Linked DNA regions of Homo sapiens: region 1 is linked to region 2. Evidence: read pairs that join two places in POLR2A ChIA-PET (ENCODE). Cell type or tissue: PC-3. All regions are shown on one strand. Each heading gives the region's core, and the rest is flanking DNA. Links, peaks and the distances in the headings are about the cores only. Region 1 has its middle 6.6 kb from the start of LINC01526. Region 2 has its middle 330 kb from the start of BCKDHB.

Region 1 (9,169 bases), core at 584-8,583, 1.4 Mb after region 2:
TTTGTATCACGATTTTGTCTTCTTTTCTTTAAAGAAGGTCTTGTCAATTAAGTAAACTATAGACTTCATAAAATCTGGATGGTTTTCTTACACCTGGTTGCTGTTCTTATACCTTATGCATATTTTGTAAATATTTTCAGATATATGGAACATTTAATAAAACTAATACAATTTTTAAAAAGGAAAAGAGGAGCCTTTAGTTTACAATGGCTGGTCTTGCTCTGTGTTCTATTCCAGTTCCAGCTCTAGATTCATGCTTTTCTCCCAATGAGTCGGTTCCTATTTTAATGCTTAATTCTAGTATCTGTTTTTCTATCTTATTTCTCTTTCTCGCTCCTTACTCATCATTTCATCACATCTTCCAATGCACAATCTTCCTTTACCTTATTCCCTTGAGTTCCAATTTTTTAGTTCCCCTGGAAAAGCGTCTTTCATTAAAACTTTACTTTTACCTGTCAGTGAAAGCTCAGCTGCTGCTTGACATCCATAACACTTTGTTTGCAGCCTAAATCATTCTGTTGCCTTCATGCTGGCACCACACCCCTGACCTTCCAGGACTGATCAGGATGCCTATGAGGGGATCTGCCTCACCCCAGCTCTCTGACATATTGCCACTGCTGACTACTCCCATCACCACTTGCCTCGCCCCAATGTAGTCTTCAAGATTTATATGTGACCTTGCCTGTGTCTGACCTGATTTAGGGGACAACACACGGCCCTTCCCAGAGACAATGGAAAAATCACTTGCCTCTCTCTTGCTTGACATATTTTCCATAAACCTTAGTGGTATCATATGCTTTCTCAGGCTCTAAACAGAGACTCCACTGTTACACTGCCTTCTCTGGCTTCCTGCATCTGGACTCATCTTGTCCATTCTTCATTTTTCCTCCCATTCAGTTTTATTACCATTCCCATCATGTGATCCAAACAGTTACTGTCAACCATGATGATCATTATGATCATTATTTTTATTATAACTCTCTGGCCCAGGCACTGTGCTCTGCATTTTGCCTATATATTTCACTTAATTGTCACAAAGCTATGATGAGAAAAATGTTATCATTATCTATTTTTGTTGGAGTGAGAAACTGAGGTTTAGAAATGTGAGCAACTTGACAAAGGTCATTCAACTAATAAATGAGAGAGTCAAACATCAAATTCAGAATATTCTGCAAGAGTATCTTCATGGCAACCCTGTCAGTCACTCTACTGCTAGCCTTATCTGCATTAGCTGACTTCCACATTTCTAGACATTAACTTTTCAATGGCTGCCCATTGCCTACAGGATAAATTTCAAACTTTCTTACATTCACCCTGGTGCCAAATTATCTTTGTGTACTTTATGTACAAATAACCCATACCCTGCTCCTTTATCTAATCTTTTATTATTTCTGATTTTTCACATAATCACATCTTTTCTCCCCAATTAATCTGCAACATTTCTAAAAGCAGGTATAATGGTGTTACATATGTTACATAGCTTTTTATTCATCACAACACTTACTAAATGTCCTTCCTGTGGTAGGAGCTCAAAAATTATATGTTGATTAATCTTCCAAATTTCCTACATCCCACTGTTGAGTCCTATTTCAGTCACGCACAACAGTGATACATAAATTAATTTGAAGAGTTTTTAAATGTAATATGCTAACACATTTCCCCACACCAGACAACACTCATTGGTACCTGTCACTTGTGGATAATCATGCCCCCTGAGGCCACTCAAAAAAACAATCTAAAACTTGGGAATGAATCATAGTGTCAGGTGTTCTGGAGTTTCCTGAGCATCTTTGTCACCATTTTTTTTCCCAACACCAACTGAAAGTATTATTGAGAAAGAAAATGAGACTAAAAGAAGATGAGATGTGCAACAAAGCTGAAAACAATTCAAGAGGCCAAGTTTATGGATGCTAAAGCATGCCCATTGCACTGCCTTGGGTAACTTTTGGCTTCACAAAAGACTTTGGGAAGATTCAGTCACAGGAAACCAAGACTATGAAAATGGAAAGGAGACACCTAATGTGGCCATCAGTTTATGTCACTGACACTGTTTTCTTAGTCCTATCACACACCTACAATGATGAAGGCAATCATACTTTGATTCCAGTGACACCAAGGGGTTGATAGAGATGAGTGGCTGGCCCCTGGAATTTCTATCAGTGATCCTATAGCTACACCAATGTAATAGTATAATAATCTCTAGAAAGTTGATCCTTTCTCAAACTCAAGCAGCATGAACATAAACTACATTAGAAACTCACTATTTTTATTGACCCAAAACATGTATGAAGTAAAAACATTACTTGTGATGCAAATTCAGCTTCCAGATGAGTCCATAATTTATCTTCCAGCCATATTGTTGCCATTAAATCCATCTATGTAGAATTCTGAAACTGCTTCCAATGGAAGGTCAAATTTGTTGCGATTGATATTATTTCCTTTGGGAACTCTCTGGAGGAGGTTACAGATTCTGTTCCACATTCAGTTTCTAAACATTGAAATCTTGGTATCACCAAGGTGTTTCCATACCACTGTTCCACCATCAACACTGAATATCGCTTTTGTATGTAAGCTCATGTCATCTAGATTTCCATTTTCCCTGTCAACTCCTGCAGATCACCTCACTAAAGTACTTAAAACAGTATCTGGGATTTAGTGAGCATTCGATGCATGGGAGTTATTAATATACCTAGAACCATTGGGTGTTTCCAATGTCCTTCAGCAGGGGTATGCCAAGGCCAACTTATTTGATTGTTAATATTTTTATTATTTTTTAATCATCCATCCCAGAATGTCATTTTATTACTTTTAGAAATTTAACAAGCCAATTGTTGGACATGCCCATCATTAAAAATTATATGAACTTATAATTCAATAAATTATATTAAAAATAAGGGTTATAAGCACCCCAAACTCATCACTTTCTAATTATTTTACTATATTTTATATTACTTAGGTTTTTGAGGCTATTTAACTCAATCGTATCAGCATGGCAGAAATACTGTATGATGGTGTACTACTGTGCTTCTCTTCCCCACTCTGTGTTCGGTGACGTCACCCTAGTAGCTTGAAAATGGTCATGATGGCAATGCTTCATGAAAGAAAGGAGCCAACACTACAAATCAGGACTTGGTTTAGTATTCTGTTGATTGTTTAGACTAAAGAAAATGATGGAGAAAATGTTAATAATGCTAATTAAACTTAACAGTGTGTTGTGCTTAATATTAAAGCCAAAAGCTATTTCAATTTAATGAACGTAACTTTGTACAAGCGTTAGCAATAGCTCAACAATAAATCACTTATAGGATTTAATGGCAACAAATTTATTGGAAAAAGAGGTAGCAGATTGGGGTCTAATCATTTGTGAAATCATGGTAGCATTGCAACCATAAGTTGGTTATGCATACAAGAGTTCTACAAAAAATAACAAAAGTATACTGTAAGAATCAATTGGATACGTGGAATTTACAAAAGGGTATTATATATTTTACTACTTATAAATTTGTGTTATGCTTTATTATATTACATTTATAAACTTTATATGTAAAATGTATAACAAGTATGTATATATATGCACACGTACATATACATATCTGTACACATACACATGCTTTTTTCCTAAAAGCTTTATTATGAAACATTCACTGCACACGTCTGCCTTTGGATTTTCTTACCAATCAAAGGATAAAATAACTTTGCTAAGGGTGGAATTCATACAAAAATGAGATGGTGAAAAGGAAAAATGGACATCACCTTAGAAAACCATGGAATCGTTCAAGTAGCAAATATTTATAATCAGTTATTGCTGCAAAACAAATAGCCTCAAAATCAGAAGCTTAAAACTGAGAATATTTTTTATTGCTCTGAATTTATGGTTCAGCTATGTAGTCCTGCTCATCTGAAACAGGTTTGACTGGGTTTACTCATGCATTCACAATCAACTAGCTGGTCTAGGATGGCTTTGCTCGTATGTCTGGCAACAGTCAGGTTGTTGTCTGGGGTGATAGAGGTAATCGAGCCACATGTATCCACCTGCCAACGGGATACCTCAGCTCATTTTCATAGTTATGGGCAAGATTAACACAAGGCCTCTTGGAGCCTGGGCTTAGAAGTGGCATAAAACTCACTTGCTCCTAATTGTTGACTAAAACAAGTCACAAATACAGCTCAGATTCAGAGGTGGGAAAATAACTTCCACCTCTTAATGGGAGTCTGGGAAGTCAAAGGATATGGATATAGAGAGGCATTGGCAATTTGAGTCATCATCTACCACAACGTTTTCTCCCATCTACGTATGCTCACTTCAGGATCCAGCTGAAATCCTATTTACCTTGGTTAAACAAACTGCCTGTGAATGGGGCCGGCCCAGCTGTAAACCGACAAACAAAATCTTCTTTGTCCCTGGATTATGGTCCTGCTCTCCCATTTTCTGAATATGAACAATTTAGTAGACCTACTGAGACAAGGATAAAGTAGCTAGAATTTAGTCTCAGTTTCTCTTTTCTCATAAAAAAAAATCCCATATAATGCAAATTTGCAATTAGAATCAGGTTGTAGAAGAAAAATTAAAAAGAGATTTAGTGGAATTAAGGAAGCTGAATGAAATTTAATCCCAAACACCAAGAAAAATATGTCTTAAAAGCTGTGGTTTTACAAAGTATGAGAGATATATGGACCCAAGCTCAACTTGCGTAAAGAGAAAAAGGGGGCAAAAAAGGGCTACTTTATTCCAGATAGAAACACTAAGGTTATAGGAAGGAACTACGTTGTGATAACCTCCTTTTTCTTCTTTGGCCCCTTACCAACATTTGCAATTATATTTATTTATTAACTGGCCTTTTTGTTGACTCATGTATCCCTAACACCTAACTCAGTACTCTGGCACAATAAATAGTTAAATGTTAAACTAATGCCTCAATATATGAGACAACAATGACTTTTATAGAAAAGTTATATTCATGTATGCATTTCAGTAATGTTTTCCTTTTAAAAATACTTTCTGCATAGTCTTCAAAAGTGAAACAGTAGAAAGGAAGGGTCCCGCCTAAATATTGGAAAACATTTGAGGATTTCTATGGTTCTTTCCTTCCTTTTGCAGATTGCAGAAGAATTGTAGAACCATACCAATCTTTACGTTTATTCAAATTAATCAGCCCTATTCCCTCAGCACAGCAGTGTAACCTGCACAAACAATACTCATGCATCTGTTTATAACATTTCTGTGTGGAGATCACATTTACCAATTTGGCTTTCAATCACAGCAATGACTATCTCTCAATGGTTTTTTAGCCAGTCATATTAAAATAATCCTGCCCGCTGATTCAGAATAGGAAGAAAGGAAGATAATGAATATTAGTTGAGTGATTAATTATCAGTTCCTATTCTAGGGTCTCTAATACATTATCTCTTTTAATTCTCTAAAACAATTCTTCAAAATAAGTATCACAATCTCCATTTCACAGATGAGAAATCTGAGGCTCAAAGAGGTCAAGAATTTGATACAGTTTACAGTTTGTAAAGTGACAGATATGGGATGTCAACTCCAGTAAGTCTGTCTGATTCTAAAGCTTTTGTTCTTTTCACTCTATAACTGTATTACTTCATCTCTTTTGTTTTAATCAAGATGGGTTTATATTCTTTATTTGAATTTTAATGGGGAAGAAGCTTTATAAGGTATCATTGGAAATGTAGTAGAAAAGAAAAAGAAATTTCTAAGCCTCTCCTTCCATTTATGATTCTTCCGGAAAGCATTAACAACCAAGAGAATGTCATATTTCAGCCCTCAAAGCAGATTAAAACAAACATTCTCATCAGCTATGGTTTATGTCGCAGCAAAATTTTGTATTGCCCATAACTAAAATATGCCCCTCCTTTTGATAATGAAGATCCCAGGTCTCACTGTACCCCTCGTATCATTCATCCAATTCTGGCTGGCACTGCTCCATGGCTGCACTCCCAGAATCAGTACATTCCCAAGCCAAACCATTCTTCTATTTCGTATTATGTCTGCTTTAATGGGGGAAGGAGTCTCAGAGAAAAGGAAACAGATAGAGGCTGTGTAAACACAGCATATCCTAGGCTTCAGAGTGAAGTAATATTAGAGGAAGTTTGAAATTTTGCAAAGTGATAGCAATTATACAGTTTAAGCATAATTACATGTAAGCATCATATATAATATAAAAGAGAAAGATATTATAAGCAAGTGGCAAAGAAAGATGGAAATAGATATCAGTGCATACACAGGAGAAAAAGAAACGGACCCTCAGAGGATTAATACAATTTCCCCTTTTAGTGGCAAGCACAAGGCAGTTTAATTTCACTTACTTCTCTATTTGACAAGGTTGTTTTTATGATCTCTTCTATTTATAGCCAAATGTTCTCCAGTGCAGTACTCCTCAAACCTGACTGCATGAAAATCACTAGGAGAGTTTGTTAAAATGCGGATTCTGACCCAGTAGCTCTGGAGTAAGCCCTGAAGAGACTGTGTTTCTAACAAGCTCGCAGTTAATATCCATGCTGCTGGACAATTTTAGAACCCCATTTGAGAAGCAAGGCTCTTGTTCATAAGACACTATATTGTGGAGTATGAGCGGGGAGAGGAATAAAAAGATCTAGTGCCTTAGAAAATGGAGTTAAAAAGAATATTTACTTAGTTTGCATTTCTAAGAATTCTCCAATTTTGGGCTATCAGTATTGACATCTTTTATCAGATTTCAGAAACTCGTTATGCTTTCCTTTTTAATATAAACAACATTTTTCTTGTTTTGCTGACTTCTAGCATTTGAGACCAGTTAGTTCCTCAAATGTTAAGTCTGTGTTTATGTAACAAAAAATGAATTTAGATTTCTACTTTCAAGGGTTCAATAGGATTCTTTTTTTCTCTTATGGATGAATCTGTGAAGCCACAAAAATCAAAACCAACTAAGTCATGGTGGTTCATGCCTATAGTCCCAGCACTTTGGGAGGCTGAGGTGGGAGGATCACTTGAGGCCAGGAGCTGGAAAGCAGCCTGGGCAACATAGTAAGACCCTGTCTCAAAAAAAAAAAAATAGCTGGACATGGTGCTGTGTACCTGGAGTCAAAGCTACTCAGGAAGCTGAGGTGGGAGCATCAGTTGAGCCCAGGGGTTTGAAGCTGCAGTAAGCTATGATCACAACACTGCACTCTAAACTGTGCAAAAGAGTGAGACCCTATCTCTAAAAATAAAATAAAAATAAAATCAATGTCATTATTTGTATAGTACATACGTCATCTGAATCTAAACGGATTTTAAGGCGAAAATACATAAAACACAATTTTAAGGTTTCTTTTCGACAAGCAGTAGTAAGTTTCAGTCTAGCCAGGGGTAACCTAGTCTAAGAAAATGCTCCATAAATAATTGAGGGACACAGATTTGCTCCTTCTCTTTCAGAAGCTTCTGGCTAGAAAAAAAAATACTGAAATAAGATTTCCAGTTATAAAGTAAAACAGTATCTTTGTCAGAGATATAGTGAAATAAAGCTTGATTCTTCTCATTTCCCAGATCAGAAAATCAAGGCGCGGAGAGATTAGTCCACTTGTTTAAGATTGCTGGAGTCATTAGCTCCAGAGGATAAGTCATGAGAATAAAAGCCAGCTCACTGATGCTGAGGCCAGTTCCTTCCTCTCCCTATGCTGCCTGCCTGCTTAGGTTTCCACCCAACTTGGCTTTCCTATCCCCTGGACTTCTCACCTTCAGAAATGTCATTGACCCCTTAGAATTTCTGGGCTCAAGTGGTCCTCCCGCCTCAACTTCTTGAGCAGCTGAGACATAGTGCACACCGCCATGCTCTGCCAATTTTCCTTTAGAGGCAGGGTCTCGCTATGTTGCCCAGGCTACTCTCCAACTCCTGGCCTCAAGTGATCCTCCTGACTCAGCTTTCCAAAGTTCTGGGATTACAGACATGAGCACCATGCCTGACCTGATTTTCATCATTGATATGCTGGAATTTTAGGCAGTTTCTAACTCAGTTTGCCAGTGAGATGTTAAGATTGGTTCTCAGCACAAGTGAATGTCCTGTTTCAATATTTTTGCCCAGATCCACTGGTATATTATTAATAATAAACTTCATTTGCTCTCTTATAACTCCTATCATGTATGAATAACTTTTGAGAAATCTAGTCTTAGAACTCTAATCTTCCCCTGCTACCCCAATTTCCTTTCCTTTGGCCATTCCCAATCCCAACTCCCTGAAGCCCATGATCCTGCCTCACACAGCTCAGTTACTCAGAAAGTGATGAAGGAAGGGAAAAGTGAACTGTTTTTTCTTAGAGAACCTTGGCCCATTCACAACACAAGCATTTGTTCTATCCTTCACAGCTAGGATGATCAAATGATTCATAGTCTACATCAGGAAACTTTTGAAAATGACAGGAGCAAGGTTAAAACTAGGCCAGGGTTACAGGCATAAATTAGGACTGTGCTAGGCATATTGTAACATGGCCAACCTAAAAATGGCTACACAGGGCACTCCACGAACTCCTCTAAGATTTCACTGGAAAAGGCATTGAATGCCGGGAAGTTTAGTGGACCCTGAACAGTAATCTATGCGTGAAATGTGATGTACAGCCCCTAGAAGTTCCACTACATTGTAACTTTCAGGCGTCAATTGATTTAACAACTTTTAAGATCTCAAATTATAATGAACACATGCAGAGATATGCACAAAGCAACAGAGTAAAGAAAAAGATGAGATATATTAATATTAATTTTTTTTTGTTTTTGCTTCCAGCTGACTTAAAACCTCTAACTGTTTGTTGGATATAAAACATTTTTTGTGTTTGCAGAACACTTACATCAGAAACCAGTGTTGATCAAAAGGAGAAATCCAGTTTATTTTTAATTACCATTGGCTCCCTACTCCCGTTCTTTGTTTAAGAGCCAAGTTCAGTTTAATTTAAAAAGGAAAGCAAGGCTAAGAAGTGATAAATTGTACACTCTAAGAAGATATTAAAATACTCTTTTTTCATAACACATTTTAAAATCTGGAAGCGCCATGTACAGTGACATCTAATTCCCTCATGGAATGCAACAACACAGAGAATGGGGTATTGTATCATCTTAAGCTGCCTTGTAGATGCTATATCTAAAATATTTTCCCATTTGTTTTTTCACAACTCCAATCTTTGTCTCCAATAGTCTCCTAATTCT
Region 2 (9,169 bases), core at 622-8,621:
CTGTCCTATGTAGGTCTATTTCTTTTTATTGATTTTTCTGTTTATTAATTAAATATTTTCCTGGGTTTTGCATGATGGTAATTTTTCATAGGATGTTAGATATTGTGAATTTTTTTATTAAATACTGTTTTTTATTTCATTAAAGGTTGTTAAATTTTGTTTTGATGTCTAATTAATTTACTTGAAACCAGTTTAATCCCTTTGTAGAATTCTTTTTCAGCTTTCTTAGGGCTTTGTTTTCAACAGAAGCTGCTTGTCTTGAGCTAATTTCATTCTGCTCCTAAGGCAGTACCTTCGGGAACTCTACCCAATTTCCTATATATTATGAAATCTCTCTACTCTGGCTGGTGGAAATATGTTCATGCCCAGCTCTATTTGAGCTCCACGACTTGTTCAGCCTACTGCTTTTCAGGGATTATTTCCCTGGCTTTGGGCAGTTTCCTTTTATGCAGTCATAGATCTGTGATCAGCCAGAAACTCAATGGTGTTTTTCCATAGATCTTTGGAGTTTTTTTCTTTGTGCAGCTTCTCTTCTTCAGCACTCTTTTCTGCAAATTCTTGCTATCTTGGCTTTCTTTAATTCTAATCTCGAACTTAGAAAGACTGCCAGGCTCTGTTTGGATTTCTCCAATTAGCTTTGTAGACTGAAAACTATTTCTAGGCAGCAAACTGGAGCAATTGTAGAGTTTATCTCATTTATTTATCTATCCCTATCCTAGGGATCATGGTCCTGTGCTGTCTGTTAGCCAATGTCTTAAAACAATTACGTCACATGAACCTCTATCATGGCCAGCAACAGGAGTCTACAGCTGGGCACAATTTGATTTTACTGAAATTTGTCATGTTATTTGTTAACTCTTATTTGTTGTTTAAATTTATATTTAGGAGCCAATGTAAAGTAATGGGAAAGAATCAGGACATGGAGACAGACAATCCAGGACCAAATCATAGCTCTATCTATATATGTACTAATTAAATCATTCAACTCATTCATAACTTTATTATTTTATTTTATAATGTTTATTGAATGTCTACTTTGTTCTAGTCACTGTGCAACATTCTAGTCTTAGTTTGTCATGTATAAAATAGGGAGAAATAACACTACTTCATTGTGGTAGATTGTGAAAATTACCACAAATTATTCCACTTTTTTTCAAGATCTTGCAATGCAAACTTGCAGCCTCTTCCATTAAGACATAAAGTTCATTTCTTCACTCATTAAACCTGGGCTGACACTGTGACTCATTTTGGTATATATACTGAAGCTGAAGTGAAACGTGTGTGAGTTCTGAACCTAGGTCATAAGAGACTTTTCAGCCAGGCACAGTGGCTCATGCCTGTAATCCCAGCACTTTGGAAGGCCGAGGTGGGTGGATCACGAGGTCCAGAGTTCGAGACCAGCCTGACCAACGTGGTAAAAACCCGTCTCTACTAAAAATACAAAAGATTAGCTGGCTGTAGTGGCGCATGCCTGTAATCCCAGCTGCTCAGGAGGCTGAGGTGGGAGAATCGCTTGAAGCCAGGAGGCGGAGGTTGACATTGTGAGAAAAAACTACAACATCTCTCAGGCCCAGCGCTTGATGTTAAATGAAAATTAAAAGAAGTTATAGTTTTTATTCTCTCAAATCTATTGTCTGTTGGCAAGATCCTATTTTATATGCCCAAAACCTAATATTAACTTTGTTTGTATTCTTTCTGAAAAATTCTTTTCTTTTTTTTTTTTTTTTTTTTTTTTTTGGCGGAGTCTCGCTCTGCTGCCCAGGCTGGAGTGGAGTGCAGTGGCGCGATCTTGGCTCACTGCAAGCTCTGCCCCCCGGGTTCACGCCATTCTCCCGTCTCAGCCTCCGGAGTAGCTGGGACTACAGGTGACCGCCACCACACCTGGCTAATTTTGCTTTTGTATTTTTAGTAGAGATGGGGTTTCACCGTGTTAGCCAGGATGGTCTCCATCTCCTGACCTCGTGATCCACCCGCCTTGGCCTCCTACTGGGCCCGGCCAAAATTCTTATTTTCAAAATATTATCCTGTTATAATCTCATGTTTTTACCCTATGGCATTTACCCATGTATTTAAGCATGTTAGATGCATGTACTGTTGTTTTTACTTCACCTGTCCCTTTCCATGTTTAGAAATCATCCTAGACATTCCTAAAAATGGTTTAAGTGTCACCTCCTCTGTGAAACCACTGCGAATTTAGAGGAATTTTTAAGCCTTTTCTTTGTGATTCCAAGGCATTTTGATAGTATTACTTATAGTGCTTTTCATATTATAAATATTTGATTAATACTCTTTCCCTTTTGAAGAAGATCTACAGTTTATTTCACTTCTTTCCGTAAATCCATGTAGAGATCCATGATTATATGTTGAATATATGCCTGACAGCATGATTGCTTTTTCTAAGAATATGTTTTCCTTTTAAGTACTGGTACATTCCAAACTACAGGTTGATTGTCACTACTCAACTGAATGCTTTGGGAGAACAGAATCATTCATGCCAAGCACTGATATTTTCCAAATTAGTCTGTGGAATAACCACTAGGTATAAGCTTTATTTTAGTTTTTTAGAATTGTTTTAATATACTCACCCATAATATTATTAGATGAGAAAAAGAAGATTTAGGCATTATTTTAATTAACTTAGTGTTTAAGACTATTTAAAATAGTATTTAATTTAATATAACTGATTATGAATTTCCAAACTTTTGAATTCTGCTGTCTCAGAAGTGTTCATCTTATAGACTTCCCAGAATAAAATCTTTAAAACCACCACAAAGTTCAGTAAAGAAAAAAAAATTCTTACATGGTTAAAACAATAGTTTAAGATATCATTACACTTTAACTTTTATTTCTGGAAAACAATCTTCAGAGCATTATCATTCATCTTAAGATTACTCATGTATGCATTCTTTGAAAATCTAACATCTTAACATGTATCCGCTGCCTTTTTTTTGCAAAGAGCCTCATTTTTCAAAAGTCACAATTAGAGGGCTTGCCAGCATTTTAACCTTGTGTTGGCTTCAATTCTCTTTGGAACAATGATCTCCCAGCCATAGTTACTACTTTCATCCTAGAAGCTCTCACTCATCCCATGAGGCTTTCTTCATTATTCCCAAGTTTAGCAACAGGGAAGCTGCAGTGTTCTCACAAAAAAAGTCCAAAAGTTGCTTAAAGAGTATAAGTAATATTTTCCATTTTTATTTAAATTTCTTTCTGATCCAGAGCCTTCCTTTTAGATTAAGACTAATTTCTTTGATGCTCATGGTTTTCAGATGATAAATCCCACAGTAACATTAGCATCTGACACTCTGAAAAAGCTCCTATGGTGCATAAATTTTCATCAAACACTCTAAATATTTTGTGGTTCTTAATGTTATGCTATATTTGAGTCAAGGAGTCATGGGATATATTTAAAAATCCAAATGACAGAGAAGTATATTGAATTGAAAAGTGATAGTTCTGCTGTACGTTCCAATCTATGCTGCAAATCCCCTTTTCCTTGCCAGAGATAACCTTGGTGCACTGTCTTCCTATGCCTGTCCTGTGTATCTCGCAGATGTATTTATTCATGTGGATGTCGCTTATTACGCACTGGATAATAGAAAGGATGAAACTCTTTATATCTGGGTCAACATCTGGCTTCCATTATATGTTGGATACTGAAGAAAATGAAGGAATACAAAGGCAAATTGCACTATTATCTCAGCCTCGGTTTCTTCCTCAGATCACATACACACTAGGAAACACAGTGCATACACACAGGCAGTTGTACTTAAATGATGTCATAATTTGCACACTGTTCTGCAACGTATTTTTGTTCTTACTACATCCTAGTTATTTTCTCATATCAGAACATTCCTCATCTTTCTTAACAAGGATCTCATAGCATAGACTTTTCATAATTTATGTAGCCATCACTGTATTGATAGGTGTTTACATTGTTTCTATTTTTTCTATTACAAAAATGTATTTGAAATTCATGTCTTTTTACATGCATGTTTTTACATGTGTACAAATATTTCTGTAAGACAGATTTCACTAAGTAGAACCAAAAAGTGATACAATTTTTTGTTTTCAAAAGATACCACTAAATAACTCCAAAAAGACCATAACAATTACATTTCACACTATGAAATTCCAAGATTCCTCATACCCTCATCAGCACTTGATAGTAAATGAGAAATATTTATATTACATATAAATGAAAAAAATTAAAATATACACTTGTGTTTCTAGCTCCAATTAGAGAAGTAACATTTTCAAAGCCTATTTGCTACTGAAAATTTAAAAGCACACATGAACTTTAGCATAACAAACACATATCATTTTCTGATTAAATGGGGTTACATCTGTGTTTGTTGTATTTGAGGATGAGCTCCTATAACAAAAAGGATCCAAAATACAGTGGCTTAACAAATGCAGAAATGAGTGTCTTTCTTGTGTAACAGAGCGGAAGTAAATAGCTCAGATGGGTGGGACAGATCAGCTATATGCAGTCATTCAGAGACAGATTCCATCTGAATAACTCAGACGGGTGGGACAGATCAGCTATATGCAGTCATTCAGAGATAGATTCCTGCAACCTAATTGCTCCCTCATCCTCTGGGATACAAATGAAGCTGGACCCCTGCCACATACAGAAAACATCTTAATGAGTTTTGCTGAATGTTTTAATTTCCAGACCCAGACACATCACTTCTGCTCACATTCTATTAACCAGAACTTGTCCATCTAACTGCTAGAGAGGCTGAGAAATACAACCTAGTTCAGAGGTTTCGACTCAATCACAATTTTATTTTCATGGCAAAAGGGAAGAACAGATTTTGGTGGAACTCAGTCGCATTTACTACTGCCCCCAATGTCATAGTAATATTCAAATAACTGAACTAAATAAAAAAGATGGCATTTCATAAAGGCAAATCCAGGAGAAGATAGAAATTGACATATTCAAAAGGCAATGTTTATATATATGAGCTTTAAATTACATAGAAATTTTCTTCCAATAATATTTTTTAAAGTGTTTACAACTATTTGGTCCATCCTAGGTCATCTGAAGTAAGTAAGCATTTCTTCTTATCTGTGGAAATATTCTATAAATATTGCAATGACTTAAAACGAAGTTCCCAAGATACCTCAAATTGTCATATTTCCTTCAGTTTGTATTAGTTTCATCTCATTACTTTAATCCTGGGCCACTTTTTAAAGGGCTAAACAAAAACAAATTTGTAACTACTTAACATTTTGAAAGTATACACAAGTAAGCCTAAGAAGAATTTAATGTCTAGAAATAAAATGCACCAAATGTATGCTCTACAGCAGGGGAAATCAATTCTAAAGCTGGGCCTGGGATAGAGAATAGAGGAGGCCAAAACCCTCTCTAGTTAGACTTAAGTCTGTACTAGAAGACATGCCTAACTCCTGTCTTGCTGGCACAATGAACACATTTAACTAAAGGCATACAACAAAGCCATTATTGTTTTCTGGAAGATGATAAGACCAACAGAATAGTATAATGCCTTTTTTGGCACTGAGAGATGAAGTCAGAGAACTTTGGAACTCAAAAGGAGCAATAAAATGGCCATGTGAAAAGGACACTTTGGAAATACAGTAATGACAGAAATATAAGATGCATAAATGTGATCAAGATTTACTGGTAGAGATGTGCTTCTGAGGTGCTGTCACTCTCTGCCACACCTGGCAGCAGGATGTTAGATGAGATGGGAGCCCACAATTAAATACCAATAAAGGTAACTTCAGGACTTCAGCCTGTGGCCTGCTTCATTCTGACCTCATAAAGAAGGTAGTCTGTGAAATGTATGCATGAGCCAAGGACTGTGTAAAAGGTAATACAATGACTAAGTACTCAACAAAAAAACAGAGAGGAGCAGGTAGTTTATGACTAACTTTACCAGATGGCTTCCTTAAGCACAGTCATAAATAATAAGTGAATGTCACATAAAAAGAATCACAGGAAGAGAATGGATGGACAGCTTCTTTACCATATGCCTTTTGCAAGATCCCTGATGGATTTAAATTCTGTTGGTTTTTTAGAGAAGTTGTTCATACCTCAATCCTGTGCCGTTCTTAGATTACACTGATCAGTCTCTTCTCTGCTCATAAACACCCCACATGCCCATGTTTGTTAACTAAAGATGTAATTTACTTCTGTTTTTAGCTTGGTACATTTTTTTTTTTTTTTCTGAACGTGTGTCTCTACAACTCCCTTTCACTTATCATTGTTCTGCTTTCAGTTGAGTCACTCAGTCATCGCTAAGGACTCATTAGCTGGTTAATGAGAAGCACTGTATGGAGAGAAAACTGTGCGCCTGCCAACTGCCTGCCGAAGGACCTGGGCTTTAATTTTCTTGCCATTTCAATCCCAATCTTTCTTTAGGAGACTGATGATAAGGTTCGGAGTGGACTCTTTGTTTGATGGCTTTCTAATATGGAGACAGTTCCAAGAGAGCCAGGATTAAATTGGCCAACTTCATGCACATGTGTGACCCAACCCAAATTACAGTCCAGGTGGCTGGTGGTGAAAGCCAACTCATTAACCTACAGTGACACCTGTTCATCTGACACACCTTTCCTGAGCTCAAAAGGTCTATTTCTTTTGAAATATTTATGGCTCTGAAACTAAAGGTCATTCCATTCTTGTCTTTAACTTCACATGATGGTTAAAACAGACACTTAAAATAATAAAATCACCTTTAAAGGCAGAGAAGAAACATACAAAGAAGTGTCCTTTCTGTCAGGACAGAAAGAAAATAAAATGTGCATATAGCATCCTGAAAGAAAAATCTTAACCCAATTTTAAGTGGGAGTTTTATTCAAATATCCAAATGACAGTTTCTATGGCACATCTTCAATTTGTTCATAGTAACCAAATTGAACATATTGCCTTATTCTGTTATGTGTATGTATGTCCTCTTGGCTGCCAAACTCTGGAGAGCTCAAAACAAGTGTGCAAGCAAAACTGAAAGAGGTTAATATCACAAGAGAACCTGCCACTTATAAAGGTCTTCTCTGTGTTGATTCTCAGAGACATGTTAATGGTCAATTTAATAAAAATAATTTAGTAATTTTTTGCCTGACACTTTAGATTTAATTTTTTAATTAAAATAACATATAATAAACAGACAAAGATTTTGTCATTTTAGATAAAGTTAGTAACTTTGGCTTTGGTTTTCCTTCTGGTTCCTCAGTGCTTTTTTGCAGTGTTTACCTATCTGTGGTCTCATGTCTTTCCCATTAATTCATTGAAATTGCTGTCATCATGTTTGTTATTAAATTCAAGTGACATTTCTCAGTTCTTAACCTATTTGACCTCTTATTTATCCAGCCAAAAAATATATACCAAATAGCTACTAAGTGCCAGGCACTGCATTTAGATGATAGGAATAAATGCTGAAGTAGACATATAAAGTCCCTACAGTTGTGGCATTTACAGTGGAATAGGAGAGCTTAATATTAAACAGTTACATAAACAATTATTCAATTACAATATGATTAATGATACAAAGAACAAATATAGCGTGCAATAAGAGCATATAAATGAAAAATATAATTTAGTTGGATATGTCAGGGAAATGTCCCTGAGAAAAAGACAGCTAACCTTAATATTAAAACTTATTTACTCAAAAATAAGTGTGCGAAACTGTATAGTTAACTTATCTTCAATTCAGTCAATCTAAAACATCAACTAAATAATGTATTCACAGATATACCACACAATGACAGTTAGTGTTCGTAATGATAATCTTGGATGAGAAAAGAGCCTACAGGGTCTTTTAGATCATCACAGTTAAATTATACTTGGCTAATATAGTTTGAATATTTAGTACAATTTCATGTTCAAAACTTCTGAAACACTTTTATTCACATGTAGACCATATAATACTTATATTATAGTAGACCATCCTATTTCACAATCAAATTATACAACAGTATACTAAATTATCATATCAGTTTTTTGTTTCTTTAATAGTTGCTAATATATGTGTATAGTTGTGAACATACCTGTATATGTGTATGTGATATGTATATATATCAACTGTATAGTTAAAACACCACATGTATAGAAGAGACCATCTGACTAGTATTTAAGCTTAGCCATGAGAATGGAATTTGGAAGATGAAGAATGTGACCTGGAGGAAAGAAGAAAATGATTACAGAGGGGCATTTGAGAGTGAGAGGATAGAGAAGAGAGAAAGAGGTTGAGGAAAGAAGATATCAGAGTCCCCTCACTGCCCTCCCCATTAACACACTCAAGGCTAAGCTAGTGAGGGGAGAGTATCTTTGGGATACTGGACAAAATATGGAATTCCAAGAACCAGGAAGCTTTTGTCTTATTCTAAAAGGATATAACTTGCAGGCTGTCTCCAGATCAATTGAGTGGTAGATCCATATTACAAATAAACATGATAGCAGAGTGTGATTAGGCAGAAGAAGGTGCATCTCAGCACCTCCTTCTGTGTAATGTGGAAATGAGCAGCTATTGTAGTGGGAATGAGCAACTCCACAGTAAAGGCATTAGGCTGTGCCATCTGGGCAGTGGATGACAGAGATATCAGTGTGTGGCTGGGGTCTGAAGCCTGTTCAGGGTCAAGATGAGCCTAAGTCATCCAGAAAGGCTGATGAAATCAGCAAAAGTCAGCCAGACAAAGGGCACTGTCAAGGCCATCATATGGCTCTAAGCATCCCTTTTCCCACCTCCTCAAGAGCACCAAGAAAGACACCAACATCCATTGCCAATTTCCTTCTCCTTGCCAGTAGGGAGGCTGAAAAAAAACAGATACTCTCTTTCTATTAATATATCTTCCTTATAGAGTAGGATGGATATTTGGCTAAGTATTGATCAATAAGATAAAGTGGAATTTGCTGGGTGGTGGGCGGGGGTCCTTTGTGTAATAATTTTGTGTCTTGATAAAGTAGGAATATGGCTGGGACCATCCCTGACTCTCTTTTTTCCTTGAATGTGAACACATGAGTGAAGCATACATCCATTGTCCATGGGGCAAGAAACATGAGGATGAAAAGCCAATATGTTAAGGACATGAAGTGAAAAGCGGGAAGAGCTTCTTATTCATGTTATCACTGAGCAGGTAAGTTAACAGTAACAGCTGCTTATATTTGGATTTTTTTGGTAAGGCAAAACAAACTCTTATTTGT

The links. Peaks named below come from ENCODE experiments on the same cell type or tissue, not always from the same donor. Only the 100,000 strongest peaks of a DNase experiment are listed, where the experiment ranks them.
Region 1: POLR2A ChIA-PET joins it to region 2 with 6 read pairs; 1 of 35 experiments calls an interaction of 5 or more read pairs at or near these places.

Annotation. Positions count from the first base shown.
Region 1 is chr6:81,803,041-81,812,209 of GRCh38, forward strand. No RefSeq gene overlaps it. Among named protein-coding and RNA genes, the nearest start is that of LINC01526, 6.6 kb to the right of the region's middle. In PC-3, for the core only: no CTCF peak of the experiment used is centred there; DNase peaks (open chromatin) are centred at 3,951 and 4,281; H3K4me3 peaks cover 649 bases; H3K27ac peaks cover 1,789 bases.
Region 2 is chr6:80,434,437-80,443,605 of GRCh38, forward strand. It overlaps a transcript of BCKDHB not described here. Among named protein-coding and RNA genes, the nearest start is that of BCKDHB, 330 kb to the left of the region's middle. RefSeq lists an enhancer at 3,903-5,102. In PC-3, for the core only: no CTCF peak of the experiment used is centred there; DNase peaks (open chromatin) are centred at 4,505 and 5,835; H3K27ac peaks cover 3,257 bases.